Regions from separate parts of the Homo sapiens genome. Here region 2 is linked to region 1. A link is a loop called in an ENCODE intact Hi-C map of the cell type or tissue named here. Cell type or tissue: IMR-90. All regions are shown on one strand.

Evidence for each region. Hi-C counts contacts between places; a loop is a spot of excess contacts. Peaks named below come from ENCODE experiments on the same cell type or tissue, not always from the same donor. Only the 100,000 strongest peaks of a DNase experiment are listed, where the experiment ranks them.
Region 2: it touches region 1 in a loop (4-fold over the local background); 4 of 110 quality-filtered maps call a loop at or near these places.

Annotation. Positions count from the first base shown.
Region 1 is chr3:61,563,606-61,566,105 of GRCh38, forward strand. The region is part of intron 1 of PTPRG (protein tyrosine phosphatase receptor type G); the gene reads left to right. Among named protein-coding and RNA genes, the nearest start is that of PTPRG, 3.3 kb to the left of the region's middle. In IMR-90, a CTCF peak has its summit at 1,124; a DNase peak (open chromatin) is centred at 1,146; H3K4me3 peaks cover 1,464 bases; H3K27ac peaks cover 845 bases.
Region 2 is chr3:61,875,715-61,878,214 of GRCh38, forward strand. All of the region lies in intron 2 of PTPRG (protein tyrosine phosphatase receptor type G), which reads left to right. Among named protein-coding and RNA genes, the nearest start is that of PTPRG, 320 kb to the left of the region's middle. In IMR-90, no CTCF peak of the experiment used is centred here; a DNase peak (open chromatin) is centred at 1,277; H3K27ac peaks cover 741 bases.

The DNA of each region.
Region 1 (2,500 bases):
CCCTCTCATCCATCAACTCCTGCATACCCGGAGGTGGAGGTTATCTGAATCAAGAAAAAGAGGAATGTGCCCCGAGGTCTCCGCTCTGCCTGGTTACAGACGCCTGTCCTCGGGCGGCTGGAGCGCCCGTTTTTGGTGCAGCGGGTCCCTTAGTCCCGTCGTGCGACCCGGAGCAGGGCGCGCGGGAGCCCTCGTCGCCCTTGGGGATCCCCTCGGGGGACTGGCAGCGAATGCCCCCTTTGCAGAATCGGGGATGGCCTCGAGGGGCAGAAAGGGAAAACACCGTCTGGTATTCTGCACCCCCTTTTCTCTCTGCGCATCCTCCTGCCCGCGGAGCGGCACGGAGCTCCAGCCCAGAAACGCAGCTCGGAGGCCGAGCTAGGACGTGCGTCCACACTCACCCTGGGGTTTGCCCACTGGAGTCCTGCCTCTACGGTAGGACACTGGGGCCTGGGGTTTGCCCACTGGAGTCCTGCCTCTACGGCCTCTACGGTAGTGTAGGCCATGGGGACATCTCCCCTTAGAAACAGCTGCCTTCATTCACTAAAAGATCACTGCTCAGTATTTGGGTTAATCATCTCTCCTTTCTAGTCTCCCCTGCTTTACCACGGACTTGACGACTGAGCGGGCTCAGGTGCACACAGGGGTTGAGCTTTGTGAGGGCCACTCTTTAATGGGTGCAGTGGGAGGTCGTGGAGGGCTGCCTTGCAAATTAGAGGAATTTCCAATTCCACTTCTGTCCTTCTTGCGCTCGGGGATGCAGTCAGTGGGCTGACCGTGGTTTTCTTTTCCCTGGTGTGTGAGGAAGCTTGAGATCCAAAATGGGACTGCCAGGGAACCAGCCTTCGTGGGGCTTGGACCATTTTCGTCTTCTCATTTTCTTTTCGCGCCCACGCTGCGAGGTAAATAGCCCCTTTCCTGGTCCGGGAGCCGAGGGGTGTGGGAAAGGGAAAGGACAGTGGTGGGAGGCGCAGGGAAGAGGGCGGTTTGGTTTGGAAAAGTGCAGCCCGAGAGGGAGCAGCAGGCTTTGGAGCAAGGTAAAGTTAAAATATCAGAGCTCTGGGAGACGCTGGCTTTTCGTTTTCCGAGGTTGCCGCGACGCCGCTGGACCTCAGGGGGCGCCCCCGAGCCACTGGTGGGGCTCCTGCCACCTCCACACTGGTCGGCCTCGGCCACCTCCACGCCTCAGGGATGGGGCGCGCGTGCCCGGGTTCCCAGGCTCTGGGGCTGCAGACGCGCCTTGGCGCGAGGCGGCGGCCTCGGCCTGGCGATGCTGCTCCTGGCTTTCTCGAAACCCGCTGGGGGCTGGAGTTAGCCTTGGGACCCCTACTTCTTGCCTGCTATGACCTCGAAAGCGCTTATCTGTTTGACATGAGGGATAAAAATGCTTCTGTTTTGGAGTAGGGTCGTCCTTGTGAGGTCTTAGCCAAAATCCCTTTTTATTTAGTATTTTTGTGTTTCCTCTCAGAATCATAACTCAGCATAACTCTTCAGTTGCATTTGAGTTCTCAGCTCCTGTTCAGGATATGGGTTAGCTGTAGTTTGGGCAGGGTTTTGGAAACACAGCCCTGGCATGAGCTTTTTCCCAGTGGATTGGAAACAGTGGATTTTAGTCTTTGAACAGCAGTGTGGCAGGTTTGGGATCCATTCAGGGTTAATAATGCTTCAAGTGATGCTTTCCAAGTGCAAAGCTAAGAGTGTTACCAAACATGATATTAGGCATATTACATTGCTATATACATCTTTATAAAGCACTGTAGAAACGTTTACAAAAATAGCAAAATATAATGGATCCCCCACCCAACTTCAACACTCACAACTCAATCTTCTCTCATCTCTTCCTCCCCAACACCTTATTATTTTAAAGCAAATCCTACACATAGTTCATTCAAACTCTGATACATATCTCCAATCACTGGGAATTTAATTGCCTCTGACACAGTATAAAATATGTTACTTCAGAGTGTTAACCTTTTATCTAGTTTACATTCTCAAGCTCAGCAGATTTTTTTTTTAATTGATTTTTGTCTTTCGGCCCTCAGAGTGAAACTCTGGTTTTGATATGTTTTGTATTGTAATTACATTATATCTAGGATGCTGCCATTGGAAACAGTTCAGATGGATAAGCTCAGCTGTGTACCTTGGATGTGTCAGAATTGGAGGCTCCATGATTAATGTCGGGTGAATCATGAATCTCCCTCTAAGCTGTCTCTTATTTTATTTGCATGTGCGGGCTTTAGTTCTGATGGGCATCCGTTATGGCCTTAGGAAAAGGCAAAAGTAATATTTGGAAATCAGCAATCTTTCTCTTTACAGGGTGTGAGATTGTACAGGTTTTTTTTCCCTCTCCCTCATGTATCATGTTTGAAAATGAAGAATCTTTACCCAGTCTCTAAACTGGGTTCCTTTGACACAGTTATGGAATAAAATCTTTGATGTTTCCTTCTAAACAGTGTTCACATTTGAGGGTTGATGGACTTAAAACACTAATAAAGATAGG
Region 2 (2,500 bases), 310 kb after region 1:
TTCTGTTCCTTTTAAGAGTGCCATCATTTCTCGCAGAGATGTAACTGGAGAACAAAGCTTGCAGAGGCAGTTGGATATATATTCTTTTTACTCCCACCTTCTGCCTGGAATGAAGATGAGGTATAGGCTGCACTCCGTTTCATTTTTGACCCACTTTGATAAGAATCCAAGGTGAGGGACCCAACTGGGCCTCACTGGTTTCCCACTGGGGAAACCTTATAACTGAAATCTAGTCTCTACTTTTGAAAATCTTAGTCATGATTGACTAAAGGCAGTCTTTCTTTAAATAAATAAATAAATAAAAGCACATTACAAATAAAGCCTTCAAGATTTGAGCATTTGGTAGCCCAATATCAGTCAGTGAAAGAAGTGTTTACAATTAAAAGTAGTAATTAGAAGGGACATGACATGATTTCTGTAGTATTCTTGACAAAAATGCATAACTGTACTCCAGTCCTGGGATGACATCATACACCTTCAGATTGAGGGATATTCTACAGTAAGTGATCTGTACTCCTTTGTCAAGATCATGAGAGACAGGAGACTGAAGAACTTTTTATAGATTGGGGAGGGCTAAGGAGAAATAACAGCTAAATGTAATGTGGGATCCTGGATAAGATGCTGGAATTGAAAAAGGACATTAAGGGAAAATCTAGTACAATTCAAATAAGATTTTTCATTCAGTTGATGAGTTAATTCTGTCACGCTCGTGTCAATTTCCTGGTTTTGATCATTGTACTGTGGCTGTGGGCCACAGTCAACATTTGGGGAAGCTGGGTCAGGGATATATTCTTTGTACTGTTTTAGCAGCAACTTCTCTATAAATCTAAACTTCTCTCAATACAAACTTATTTTTTTAAAAAGTAATAATTAGTATGCATAACAAAACTAGGTTAAACAATTTCTTTTCCGGGCTGGGCGTGGTGGCTCACATCTGTAATCCCAGCACTTTGGGAGGCCGAGGCGGGCGGATCCCCTGAAGTCGGGAGTTTGAGACCAGCCTGGCCAACATGGTGAAACCCTGTCTCTAATACAAAAAGGTATAAGCCCTTCTATTAATATAACTAGCTTCCTCCTCCTTCCCCACTACCACTTAATAGTAATTCATGTTTTTTTCCCAATATATATACTTCTGCCTAATATCATTTATCTGCCTAAAATATTACATTTTTAGAATTTGTCATAATGTATTTACTTAACTTAAGTAGTCTGTAACAGAGTGAGGTCATAAAGTGTTGAACATTCTCGTTCTTGTGGTTCTCCCTTTATTCCTTTTTTTTTTGACATTAAGAAATACCGCCTGTAATTCAGGCTTACATTTTTGTGTCAGGAGGATTTGAGGTCTTTGCCTTGTGCAATCTTTGCATTCCTTTTTAATTCTTTTGTTTCTAAAGTGTAGCACTCCAGACATTAAATATCTGGGTCTAAATATAAGAATATTTTGCATTTTAATTTGCAGGGAAGAAAAATTATATTTTAAAGTCCACAGTTTCTGGCTTTTATTTACATATTTTGGACTACTTTGGTTATGCAGGGAGCACAGAAACATGCCTTAGCATTTGGATATTTATTATTTTCTAAGTATTAAGAACGTGGATGTTCTGCAGCATTGGAGAGATGTTTGAGAATGCTGGCCTGGCCTGGCCCTCAGAAGTTAATTTAGGGTTTTTAACTCTGGTGCAAATGCTTAGGTTACCGGCAGGGGGTTAATAAGTAAACCACAGAGAAGCCACAAAGGTGCCTACATGTGGTTGTTGTGTAGTTTATCATTAGACCAGAAAGCGGGGGAAACAGCTGACCAACCAATTCACAGAAATTTATCATAATTGAGTGGTTAATGCAAGCATACTAAACAGATTAAATCTCAATAGTTTTTGTGTATACCCTGGTAGAAAAAGTAGTAACTGCTTACTTGCACATCGGAAACATGCTCATGGGATGTTAACGTGTTTGCATGCAGAAGCTTATGATGCAATGAGACTGAAATAATGAAAATGATGACAGTAAAAAGGAGAAAATGTAAAATGCATGCTAGTTGGTAAAAGAAAAAAGTCTTCTCTTTGCTTCCAAGGTATTTAAACTCTGAACAAACTGTGTGTGTTGTGGAATATATTGGGTTAGCGACCTTTCAGAATTAGGAAGAAGAAGTTGTATTTTTGAATATAGAAGGCCAGCATAATTACTCAGAGTACAGTAAATGTCCCTATCATTCTTTGAGTTTAATCTTAACATAATTAGCTCCTCGCACAATAGAGTGTTTAATTTGAAATGCTGCCAAGGCTCATTAAGTGAGAGAAGTACTTCCTGAGATCTCTGTTGTTAAATTTGGGATTTTTTGTATGAGATAATTTTCTCAAGAAGTGTTAGGGTATCAGAATTGTTGTTCATATTCTGACATTTATCACCCAAACTCACTGAAACACTTAACATTTTCTGTTTTATTGATGGAGCCTTTTATTAATATTGGGGAATTTGCTATGTCACATGGAAAGAAATTAAT